Linked DNA regions of Homo sapiens: region 2 is linked to region 1. Evidence: chromatin contacts called from ENCODE Hi-C data. All regions are on one chromosome and are shown on one strand. Each heading gives the region's core, a stretch centred on a gene start or an enhancer-like site at or near the end of the contact. The rest is flanking DNA. Distances are from core to core; before and after follow the strand shown. Region 1 holds the start of RERE-AS1 (RERE antisense RNA 1). Region 2 overlaps ERRFI1-DT (ERRFI1 divergent transcript).

What was found. Hi-C counts contacts between places; a loop is a spot of excess contacts on that map. Pooled maps may share reads with other maps.
Region 2: a loop to region 1 is called in a pooled map, with 6 times the contacts of the local background. The contact joins the enhancer-like site here to the promoter of RERE-AS1 in region 1. A Hi-C loop is called at or near these places in 4 of 37 single-sample maps with no recorded cell type and 6 of 50 pooled maps.

What each region holds. Positions count from the first base shown.
Region 1 is chr1:8,423,362-8,429,608 of GRCh38, reverse strand. It overlaps RERE-AS1 (RERE antisense RNA 1), which reads right to left and starts at 4,964. Exons shown (of 4, transcript NR_125999.1): 1 at 4,908-4,964; 2 at 1,021-1,127. All of the region lies in intron 11 of RERE (arginine-glutamic acid dipeptide repeats), which reads left to right. RefSeq lists an enhancer at 1,607-1,846 and silencers at 5,375-5,514, 5,825-6,164.
Region 2 is chr1:8,093,398-8,100,069 of GRCh38, reverse strand. The region is part of intron 2 of ERRFI1-DT (ERRFI1 divergent transcript); the gene reads right to left. Among named protein-coding and RNA genes, the nearest start is that of ERRFI1-DT, 70 kb to the right of the region's middle. RefSeq lists enhancers at 2,775-2,824, 2,190-3,389, 4,402-5,601. Within about 2 kb of position 2,574, at least 18 of the 41 ENCODE cell types and tissues checked have a DNase peak (open chromatin) inside an H3K27ac peak, as active enhancers do.

The sequences.
Region 1 (6,247 bases), core at 3,715-6,214:
CAGCCAGGGGTTAATGCAGAGGTATCTTTTAGCCATTTTTGTAGCTTAGCCCCTGTCTTCTGCTCTCTTGCTACTGCAGATAGGGGTCAGGTCCAGCACCTGGGATGACGCCAGAATGAGATGTGCTGGGAGTTTCATGTGTAGATGAGGGGAATTTGCACACCTTACCCTTTCAGGGTTTACTCTCAGCCCAGTATTCTCTATCCACACATAGAATTTTTGGGAAACAATATCTTGGGATGCAAACACAGGCAGCAGCCACATCATCACATCCCTTGTCTGCACCCTCGGCTCCATTCCTAGGCCCACCACAGCTCTGAGGCTTCCCAATTTTTTACACTGGTCCCCCTTGACCCTCCCAGCCTGGTTCAAGGATTTAGTGATACATGGTTACTTTTCCCACCTAAAAGATGGGAATAGCAGTAGCCTCTGCCTCATAAGGTTGTTGTGATGATTAAATGAGCTAGTGCATTAGAGCCTTTAAGACAGTGGCTGGCACGTTATAGCGCTCAGTGTTCACCATTTTTATTGTTCTAGGGTGGTGTTTCCCTGCCTTTCTCATACCATGACGCATGTAAAAATCAATGCCGTTTGTACTCATCAGTAGGTTAATGGTGATGCTACTTGCACCAGGTCCACGTGCCATCCCAAAGGTGGAGAGGTGAGGACCAGTATCTAGGCAGACCAGTGAGGCTGAGGCACAAGGCTTGGGGGACTATGACAGGGGGTGGGCTCAAGCAATAGCATGAGGAACTTTTGAACACATTAATTTAATGCATTTTGACGTGGTTATTTTTATTTTTATGTTATTGTTATTTTTATTCCAATATAGCTGTTTCTAAAGTGGCTAGGTCTAAACAGCCATGTCAGAATTTCCTTTTTGGAACATAGGAGCAGACTAGATCACATGGCTTCCAAGTCTGAACCTTGCGTTCTTTCCACTGTAGCGAAAATGCAAAACAGAGCTTTCCAGGTTCTATTAAAACCCAAGGCTAGTAATGCTGGGTTCAGGTAACTTACTTTTTTAAAGCCAGAAGTTAAATTTTCTCTACTAGGGACTTGTAGGTAGGTAACTTTTGATGGTGATACGAAATTCAGCTCAATAGTGGAAAACTATAGCAGTTTATCTAAAAATTAGAGCACAAAATCATAAACGTAAGTTGTAACACAAAGCAACAATCTCCTTGCCATAAATATTTATTTATATTTGGATCTCACCTGGCTATGGGGGTACACAAACAGAAAAGGACTTGTTTTATGTTTCCAAGGAGCAGCACCTAGTTGGGTTGGTTGGGCATGAACACACCAGAGAAACAAGTGCCAACATCTCAAGACGCTCAGTTCGTGCGTCTGAGAGTGGGCAGGCTATGAGCTGGGGAGCATAAACAGCAGAGCTGCCCAGCGCTGGCAGCAGTGGCCAAGTCAGTGACTTGCCTTCTATATTTCCTTCCTCCTTTACCCTTGGCATCCTGCTATTCTAATATCTATACACTGGGAGTGATAGAAAAACTAATGGACACAGAAATAATTCATGAGACCTTGAATTTCAGCACTGGAAATGCCGAATTTCAGCTCAACAACTAGAAGACTCTTAAGAAACAGACTGTCTCCATGAACTTGCATTTAGAGGCTTATAGGGCCTGTTGATTTATAAGTCAATAGTGTTAATTGTTAAAGTCTTAAAAACTTCGGGGTCTTCATTTGAAGAGCGATGAATTTATAGAGGGAAAGGAGACAGCCGCAACAGAAGTCTCTTTCACGTGTGACCCCTTCCAATCATTGACTACTGTGAGTGGTCGTCTTTGTTTCGATTTTCAGGGCTACTCTACATTTCTGGTAAACCACAAGCTAAAGGCTGGTCTCTGAGAAGCAGATGTTTTGCTGGTTTTGAGGCCTTGTGGCTTTCCATAGAGAAGTAACAGTACAGGCCACATGAAGCTTTTACTTCCTTTTTTTTTTTTTTTTTTTTTTAAAGTGGGGCCAAGGGTGCTTTTGCTCTTGATAGCATTATATTGACATACATTGACAGCTGTGGTAGGTCTGTGTTCACCACCAGATGTCAAATTCCTATTTCTGGAAGTAATTAGTTTGAGATACCTGTGAAACGTTCAAGTTGAGTGTTCCCAGTGGACTTGGACCATAGATTTAGTCTTAGAAATACCAGTGACAATCTCGAAAGATATTTAGAGCCAAGGGAACAGTGGAGATCATATGGGGAGAGGATATATATAGCAGAAAGCCCTAGGACAAAGCTTTGGGGAGACTCCAGCATTTAGAGGTTGAGTAGAGAATTAGGCCAAGTGGTATGAGCAAAACTAGGAGAGTTTGGCATCATGGAGCAAGAGGTCAGCTCTGTTAGGAGAGTTCAAAATGGACCTTCTGGCTTTCAACAGTCCATTTCCACTGTGACCACCCTAGCCCAGGCCCTCAGCATCTCATGGTTGGTTTCACTTGTCCGGGTGCGGTGACTCACACCTGTAATCTCAACACTTTGGGAGGTCAAAGCGGGAGGATTGCTTGAGGCCAGGAGTTTGAGACCAGCCTGGGCAATATAGTGAGACCTCATCGTTAATAAATAAATAATTTTTAAAGGAGACAAAAAATGTGGTGAGCATCAACTGCCTAGTGTTATATGGAGGCACTAGGTGTAAGATGTAATTATTTTAAGAGTTTATGGACTTTTTGGGTAAGCAGGCCTTATACAAATAAATAAACTAATGAGAGAGTAACTGGACATCTGGTTTCATTTGGGAGTAGGAGAGATTTTGAGGTGAACGTGGAGATGCCTTACCCAGATTCTGGAGTTGAGACAGAGGTCCCCCAGTGTGGGCCAGTTGGCATTACTGGACATCTGGCTGGAAAGGTGGGCAGGGCCAGGATCCTGGAGGGCCTTGAATTCAGGGCTAAGGAGTGTAAACACTGTCCTGCAGAGACCACCATGCTGTTCTTAGGTAGGGGCTAAGGGCCAGATAAAGTGGGACTCAGGATGAAATCTATAGTTGGGAAAAATTCCTTGGCAGAGGCTTTTAAATGGCTGGATGGGGGAGATGGTTAATAGCCTAGTTATTAGGAAAGAGAGATAAAGGTCTGGCCTGGGACTGCCACTAGCATGAGCAGGAAAGGAGGGCGTTGAAAGACACTTTTTTTTTTTTTTTTTTTGAGACAGAGTCTCTGTCGCCCAGGCTGGAGTGCAGTGGCGCAATTTCGGCTCACTGCAAGCTGCGCCTCCCGGGTTGACGCCATTCTCCTGCCTCAGCCTCCCCAGTAGCTGGGACTACAGGCGCCCACCACCATGCCCAGCTAATTTTTTGTATTTTTAGTAGAGACGGGGTTTCACTGTGTTAGCCAGGATGGTCTCGATCTCCTGGCCTTGTGGTCTGCCCGCCTCAGCCTCCCAAAGTGCTAGGATTACAGGCATGAGCCACCGCGCCCGGCTGAAAGACACTTCTTAGGAAGAATACTGAGGACTTTATGATTTGACATTGGACCCGAGAAGAGGAAAGTACAGACTCATAGAAAATGGTAACAGAAAATAGTTACCACTGTAGACGCCTGCCTGCATTTTACAGAGTGTGGCTCTGAGGATTTGAGGGGGCTTAAGTTTGAATTCTGGCTTTGTCTCTGAGGAGTTGATCTAGTTACCTATCTGTGCCTCAGCTTCCTTGTCTGTAAAATGGGGATAATAATTGTACTTCTTCTTAGGTTGTAAAGATTTCGAATTAATATATATGAGGCTCCTGGCATATAGTAGGTACTTAGTAACTATTGGTTGAATGGATGATGTTCAAAGGATTGCATCACAATAAATGGAAGAAACAGGATCTGAATTTGTTTGTCCAACTCTGCCACCTTACCCTGATGTTCCAGAGTCAGCCTTTCTCACATGCTGCCTTTATTGTGTAGGCCTCTTTTACTGGACCTGTTAGATGTCACTTGGTATCAAGCCCACGTTCCGATTGCATGGTCCTGGCGTTCCACAGCCTGGCTCACTCCAGATTGCCCGCCCCAAGTCTGTGTAGACTGTCCCCTGTAACCCACCTCCCATTCTCCACCTCTGACCTTCACGGAGGGCCCGGTCACCAAGCCACCTCCCACCCCTGCAATAGTTGCCCACCCCTTGTGATCTCGCTGATGTCACTGCCTTGGCGAAGGCATTCTGAACTACTACAGACCACTGCAGTCTAGCCTTCTTGGGTCCCTTGCTGCACTGATGAGCTGCACCTCACTTCTTTATGCTTGGCCAGATGACATCTCAGAATGTTCTGTAATGACTTCACACATACTTATCTTACGTGCAAAAATGAATCACAGTTCAGTAAAGGTCCATGGCAACCTTTATTATCTTCCTAGACCCCTCTCAGCTAGGTGCTCAGTAAATACCTGAATACTTGAAGAATGGATTAAGCGGCAGGAATTCTGATTACTGAGGTGGAGTGTGCCAGTAGTTGAGGTCCTCATCTCATACCTGAACTGTGTCAGCAGCCTCTTTAACTGGTCTGTCCCTAATCTACACTTAGGCCACACTGCCACTGGCACAGTCCTCATCCAGTCTTTTCATGGAAAGCTCCAGCTTCAGCCTTTCTGCCAGCCTACAATTAGGAACTCTTCCGTGCGGCCTGAAGGGCTCTCTGCAACCGGATCCTTGCCTGCCTCTTTCGTCTTATCTGCTGGCACTCCATTCTGCACACCCTGTCCTCCTTGCAGTTCCCAGAATGTTCCCTGTGCCTTTTCCTGGCTGACTTCTGCTGGAAGCCCTGCTGGAGCCCACCTGGCAGGCTCACACTCTTCCTTGTCACTTCCTCTAAGACATCAGCAAGCAGAGTAAGTTGCTTCCTCTTCCTAGCTTCACCCACCACCCTTTGTTCCTCTGCTGCTTTTCTTGCAGGCCCTAGGACTGGTTTGTTTACCTGTCTGCCTTCCTGGGCAGACTGCAGCTCCTTGAGGGCAGGGCCATCTTTCCGTGCCGTCTCTCCCGGTGATATGCTGTGTGCACACAGCGTAGGATGCCTGTTGATCATATAAACGATACTTTTGTCAAGTAACAAAGGTCACTCCTCACACTAGAGGAGAGCTTGCTGCTTTCTTGTGCCTTGAGAGATTTTCCCTTCGAACTGTATGAATTATATTGAAAATTGACAATGATGAGTCATATCTCAGCAAGGGTGAAATTCAAAAACGCAAAGCCTCCACTACTGGAGTAGGAGGTTGCAGACTGGTCTTAAAAGGCTAAGTCTGGCCCTTCACTGAATCCGCCTGGCGGGTCTCAAACACAGGGAGTGGGAGGGACCCTCTGCCCGGTGGGCAGGTGATTTATTGGCTGGGAAGCTTCCGCGGTGATTTAGTTGTGAAGCGGCGGCCGGGGAAGTGCAGGCTAATGCCTGGGCCGCCAGGGAGAGGCCGCCCACAATCGCGGGCCGGAAGGGACCGCGGGGGGCGTCGGGGCCAGCCCCCCGTTTCGCAGCTGAGGCGGGGTTGGGGCGGAGGGCGTGCGGCCGGGGCGCAGCCGACTTCGTCCATCCGGAACGTGGGCTGGAGACCCAGCAGCCTGGGAAGGGCCCCAGCCCTGTGGGCGCCCTCTCCCCACGCTTGCTGCGGTAGGGAGGAAGTTTCTGTGCTTTACCGCCTTGATGTTCTCCTGTCCGGAAGGAGGACACAGATTCCAGCGCCGGGTGCCCTGGAGGCTCCGGCCTCGGGGTGGGGGTCGGGCCGGGGGCGGGGCCGGGGCCGGGGCGCGGGGCCCCGGCTGGCGGACAGGAGGGCGGCGGCAATCCAGGCCGCCTTTTGCAGCCGCCCGCGGCCGCGCCGGGCTCTGCGCGCCGCGCTCCTGCCTCCTCCCCCGTCAGCGGCGGCCCCAGCCCCGCGCCCCCCGGGCCCCGCGCCGCGCGGCCCCGCCGCGGTCACACGCCGAGCCACCCGCGGCCGCCTCCGCCCTGCGCTTTGTGGAGCCGGAGCCCAGTGACAGGCGACGGCCTCTTGCCGCCCCGGACCCCGGGCGCTTACCTGTGGCTGCTGGGGTCGGCCGCCCGGGACCAGGCTGGGAGCCCCGAGGTGGGGGCTCGGAGCCAGGAGCTGCCCCCACCGGGGCGGGGAGGGGTGCTCGGGAGGCATGGGACAAAGTGAAAGTCTCCGGGCTGGGGTTAGGGACGAGTCTGCTGCGAAAATGGATGGGGGCGGCGAGTGGCGTCGGGAGGGCGGAAGGGGTGCTGGTTATTCTCTGGTGTCTCGGAGTGGCTTTTAATGACGGACG
Region 2 (6,672 bases), core at 1,325-3,824, 330 kb after region 1:
ATTTTCTGAAAATTTGCATATGATTGATGTTATTTCTTTCTTAAATATTTGATAAAATTCTCCATTGAAGCCATCTGGGCCTGGTATCTTTTTAGTCAGAAGTTTTTAAATTACAAATTTAATTTCTTTAATAGGCCGGGCGTGGTGGCTCATGCCTGTAATCCCAGCACTTTGGGAAGCCGAGGCGGGGGATCACTTGAGGCCATGAGTTTGAGACCAGCATGGGCAACATGGCAAAACCCCGTCTCTACTAAAAATACAAAAATTAGCCAGGCATGGTAGCAGGCACCTGTAATTCCAGCTACCTGGGAGGCTGAGGCAGGAGAATCGCTTGAACCCAGGAGGCAGAGGTTGCAGTGAGCTGAGATCATGCCACTGCACTCCAGCCTGGGTGACAGAGTGAGAATCTGTCTCAAAATAATAATAGTAACTAATAATAATTTCCTTAATAGATATAAGGCTACTAAGATTTTCTATTTCTTCTCAAATCAGTTTTAGTAATTTTTATCTTTCAAAGAAATTTTCTATTTCCTTTAAATTTTGAAATTTATTGGCATCAATTTATTCAAAATATCCCCTTATAATCTGTTTATGTCTGTAGGATCTATGGTGATGGCCTTTCATTCCTGATTTTGGTAATTTGTGTTTTTCCTCTTTTTTTTTTTCTTGATCAGTCTGGCTAGGGGGTATAACTTTTATTAATCTTTTCAAAGTACTAGCTATTGATTTTACTGATTTTTCTCTATTGTTTTATCATCTTCTCTTTCATTAGTTTTCACTCTTATCTTTATTTATGCTTATATTTGGTTTAATTTGCTCTTCTTTTTTTAGTCTCTTAAGGTAGGAGATTAGATCATTAATTTTAGACCTTTCTTTTTTTCCAATATATGTATTTAATGCTGCTATAAACTTTCCTCTAAGCACCACTTTAGCTGCATGTCACAAATTTAGATAAATTGTGTTTTCATTTTCATTCAGTTCAAATATTTTCTAATTTCCATTGTAATTTCTTCTTTGACTCATGAATTATTTAGAAATGTGTTGCTGGGCCGGGTGCAGTGGCTCATGCCTGTAATCCTAGCACTTTAGGAGGCTGAGGCTGGTGGATCACAAGGTCAGGAGTTCGAGACCAGCCTGGCCAATATGGTGAAACCCTGTCTGTACTAAAAATACCAAAAAAATTAGCCAGGCATGGTGGCACATGCCTGTAATCCCAGCTACTCTGGAGGCCGAGGCAGGAGAATTGCTTCAACCCAGGAGGTGGAGGTTTCAGTGAGCCAAGACCATGCCACTGCACTCCGGCCTGGGTGACAGAGAGAGACTCCATCTCAAAAAAAAAAAAAAAAAAAAGAAAAGAAAAGAACTGTGTTGCTTATTTTCCTAATTTGGGGGGATTTTTCAGAGATTTTTCTGTCCTTTGTTGTTGTTGTTTATTTGCTTAATTGTAGCTAAGTTCCAGATAGCAGGGAATTAGCAATAGTGACTGCAGTCCCTTGGCCAAAAGTTTCTCAGACACTTAAACTATTTACTTAGGTAACACATTTTTTTCATGGCTACTGCAAAGGTACATTTCAGACATATGTTTTGAATTAATTAAATCTCAAGATTAATGTTGAAATTTAATATTTAGTATTTTTACATTATATTAATGATTTTTAAGAACCATTGATTTTAAGTTAAACACTTGGGTTCTTGTGCTTTTTTAAATTTGCAGATTTCAGTTCTCATATTTAGATCATTAACTTTGAAACTAAAAATAAGATCTGAGTGGGTAAGCACAGAGGATTTTTAAGACGGTGAAACTATTCTGTATGATACTATAATGGTAGATAAGTGTTTTTATCCATTTGTCAAAATCCATAGAATGTACAACACCAAGAGTGAACTCTAATGTAAACTGTGGACTTCGGGTGATACTGATGTGCCAATGCGAGTTAATCAATTGCAGCAAATTTATCACTACGGTACAGCACACTGGCAGTGGGGAGTCTGTGCCTGCGTGGGCAGGGAGTATATGGGAACTCTCCATTCAATTTTGCTGTGAACCTAAAACTGCTCTAAAAAACAAAGCCTATTTTAAGAAGCAATAAGATCTCAGGCCTTTCAGAATGCCAGATTAATGTTTAAATGTTAAAAATGAAATACTCATTGCTGCTACTAAAATTACCTTAGTTTCTCTAATCCTCTAAGTTTTCAAGTGTGCCTTTTAAAAAAAACCCTTAAGCTTTAATAAGCTTTACCAGATGACAGTAAAATTACTTAGATTAAGCCTCCATGATTTTAGAAATGAAGCATTTTGAGGACTCAATCCAGTTCCTGGGAGATGAGTCAGCTAGTTAATTAATATGATCTTAAGGAAAAATGACCCGTCTTACTTCTCACTGACTGCATACCCTGCTGAGACTATATTAAGATTAGCATTACGAGTGCTGCACAGCTGCCTCTCCTATGAGTTCAACAGGAGCTTGGTAAATAATATCAGAACTGAGTCATTTATGGTTGAATGACACAGAATGAAAAATAAGTGCCTTTCAGGCAGTTCCTGTTGCCTAATATGGACTGAGAAGTAGACACTTTAACTAAAGAGCCCCACCTGTGCCCCAAATGAACCTTTCCCTATAAGGATGTTGATCTAATTTCCTGATCAAAAAAGGAATCCAAAAACGCTGTCAATGATCTGTCTGGGCCTGAACGAGGGCCTATTTTCTCTTCTCAAAGGCCTCGTGCATGGAAGTCTACCGAATTTCTTCCTTGAATAGTTGAGGGTGTTTTGTTGTAAAGATTTCCAGTTAAAGTGGCTCTTTCATCCTAGGGAGAGATCAGAATATCCAGCAGTCCTGCAGGTGGCTAGAGTTTATTGCATTGGGAAGCAGAAACAAGATAACTAAAAACAGAGAATCTGTATTTAAAACTTAGAAAACAGGACTGGTATTTTTATAAGATTTTTTTTTCATTACAACTATCCATTCTTCTGTGAATTAAAAGCCCAGGACACTGATGGCTCGTGGAATTGATGTCACTAGTCCCTAGGCCTTCTTACCTGATAGTAACAGTAAAATGGATATATAACATCGTTTTTCTTCATGGAGCAGAAAAAACTGAGGTTAAATGAAAGCTTTCAGGCGACTGAATTAAACTTGAAAAGCTATAAGGAAAGGGAGCCCTTTTCTAAGGAAGTGACAACAAATTCATAAACTGAATGACTCATAAACTGCTTTCAAATTGCAAAACTGATTATGAATCACTGAAGAAAAACGTAGTCTCACAAAATCTGGTTGTTTAGGAATCAAAAAAGGTAGCCTCTGCTGTTCATTGGCATATTGTCATTCACCATCCTGAAATAACCTTATGGTGAGTGATACTAAAATAGGTCAGTTTGTTAGAAATATTTGCTTAAAAGCCAGATTTGGCTCTAAATTTCTTTTGAATGAATCATAAGAATCTGGATGATAAAAAGAATTACGCTTAGAGAAATGTGCTAGAAACAGGCATTGGTTAAAGATATGGACGTTTCTTTTAGTAGAAACCTGTGTATTTCTGAATCCTTGAAAGAAGGATTGTGGTTGAATAACAATCTGATAAAGGATGAAGTGACCTTCACCATCCGGCCTGCCGATAAAGAGCGGGGAGATGTTCCAAAGTAATCCCACAAGGAGATTCATGATCTAAAAACCATTACCAATAGGTGGTATCTGTATTTCTCTGTTTAAGACTGGAAACTAACGGGTAACTCAAGAATGCTTCCAAGAAACGGTGGAGAATGTCCACTCAAAGATTTTAATCATTAACTTCAGAGCGACTCTAGGCTAACGCCCAGGTCCAGGAATAAGGGACAGAGGCCAATAGTAACACAGATTTTATATTTTTCAACTGGAAAGCTTGGAGATAGTACAGGTAGATACAAATAATATTGGAGTGTTGGAAATTTTCTTCATGTTCATGTAAGGATAGTTTTACTATCAGTTCTTAGGAAATTGGAATATAAATAAACAATAACAATTTATCTAGACCATGTAAACATTATGGATTTTTCAATTTGCCCTGAAAATCTCAGATTTGCTTGATAGATTTCATGTGGTAGCCTCATTAGACCCCAAAGTGGGAGTGGTGTATAAGAAGGGATTCTGAAACCTAAAGTCCTTCAGCGCTGAAGTCTATCTGGCAGGAGAATTTTAAGTTTCCTTGACTTCAGGGGTTAGGTAGGTTTTTTCCATAGGCATAGAGATGAGTCAATTTTAGGTGTTTTTTCCTCATGGGGCAGCTTTGATAGAGTGGAAGGCAGAGAATTTATGACTAGAAGACCTGGGGTTTTGATCCCTGTTCTGCCACTTACTAGTAGGAGGTTGGGGAGGTTATTTGACCTCTCCAAGACTCAGTTTCCTCATCTGTAAAATGGGGGTGATAAAACGATCTCACAAAGTTGTTGCGGTCACGGAATAAGGTAAGGTATGTGAGGGCATGTTATAGGAACCTCGTGAATGTTTAGCCGATATGAATCTTAGCAACTGGGAATCATTATTTTATGTTTCTAGTATCTGATAGTTAAAGTATTTTAAAAATCACAATTTTTTAGAGAAAATAAATAATTTCACCATTGTTACCAAGGATACTGGTCTCCAATACTGCATCTGTGAAGACTGCTTCCCACATCCACAAACAATGAAAAATCCTCATCTCCAGATCCTCCCATTTATCTTAGTAACTGTCTAATGTAAATCCAAAAGAGCAGAAACTATGTCTTCTTTGCACTTAAGACAATCTCCTCACCATAGTAAATACTCAACAAATACTTGAGACGTGTGTTTACAACAAGGCATTTTAAGGGATTCCAGTGTTTTTCTGCCTTCTTCACTTCGGCTCATTCCCTTGTGGAAAACATCGCTTGTGCTGACCAGAGGATGAGCTCTTGGCCCCTTCTGATTCACAGCCTTTTCCTGTGAACCACGGCTCTCAGCGCTAAAAGCAGGATGTCACGCTCATATTTGTTTTGCTTCTCCCCTCTCACCAGGAGTTTAAACCGACTTAGATTAAGAAACTCGAATCTCCGCCATGCTTTTTGATCTTTGGTTAAAGTTCAACGTGACAAGCACATTTGCTGCCCATGGGCACTTTGCCCTCTGATGTGGAGGAGCTCACCATGTCTCAGCAAGAAACACACAACACAACACACCTCACATTTGGGGATGGACGCGTCTCCCTAGGAGCCCTTGATGGCTCTGAAAGTTTGGTATCCAAACTTTTGGATTCCTTTCAAAGAAAAAAATCATCATGAAAGCTCTGCCAAGATTTGAAAAGTGAAGTGGATGGAGTGACTTCATCTTTGAATGCAAGAGGCAGATCACTGGGTGGAGTTAATAAGGGCAGAGGTGAGTCATGGAGTCCTGAGATGCAAATATAATTACAGCTCATTTAGAAATGAGCACGTATGTACATGACCTTTATTCTCCACCAAAGCTGCACGAGTGCTCACTTCCATGCTGACATGGACAGCCCGTGGAAATAAGGCCAAGCAGCAGGAACCAGACATCTGACCGTGTTGACGGAGATTAGATGGCTCCGAGTGGATGAGGCGTTGAGAAACCCTAGCTGCCATTTATCAGTTACATACCTGAAGAGTTCAAGATACGCAACTGGCAGGAGGGACCAGTTGGTCTCCACCATGCTGATGGTTAGAGTCTATAATGATTTGCCAGACTGAGGTTGCATCTCCCAGCTTCCCTGTTCCATGCCTCCACTTCCAGCCTCACGCTGACCCTGCAGCTTCCCTCTTCCTTCCCTTCAATAATCCCTGATATTTAGATTTTGCTTTTATGGCTCTTCAGGGTTTATACTGCTCAAACCGTGTTCATTTGCTTCCTTTGAAATGACATCTTCACCTGCCTCTCCTGTCATTTTCCCATCCATCCTGGTTCCTCACCTCTAACTTGCACTATCTCAAGAGTCTCCTCGTTTCTTGTCTCGTTTGCCCTTTGGTTTATCCTAGACCTCACTGCCAGATTTGTTGCCCCAAAATGCCCGTTGCTCAGAAATCTTTGATACTTTTCCACCACCTGCAGACTCCGCAACCTGACATTCAGACGTAAAACCTGCCCAATTCTACATCGTCAGAACTCTCTCCTGCTCCGGTCTACCTGATGGCCCCCCTGTAACACACCCATACCGTGTTCAGGGCTGGCTCTTGGCTCGTAATGTCTCCTCAGTCTCCTCTGTGTCAAATGAATGACCTGGCCTCCAAAGTCCAGTCCAGGTGGAGCCTCCCTGTGAGGCCTCACCAACAGTCTCCTAGCTTCTTATCCCCTCAATGTGAATGCACGGCTGCCTCCTGCTCAGATGCCAGTTCCTCCACAAAGCATCCCTATTCCTCCCAGCTGGAAGGGACCCCCGCCCCCTGACCTCTGCCACTTTCATGAATGCCCATGACACATATCACAAACTGCCTGATTGTATAGTTATTTCCCTGTTAGATTATAAACTCACTGGTGATAGGAGCCGTGTCTTACTCATCTTTTTATACCTTGCAGCGCCCAACACAGTATATTATCAAAAACTATCTGTTGGATGAATAAACAAAGCACTTAAAGCAACAGACTTTTTGTTTTTTTTTTTTTTTGGAGACAGAGTCTGCTCTGTCACTCAGGCTGGAGTGCAGGGGCGCGATCATAGTTCACTGCA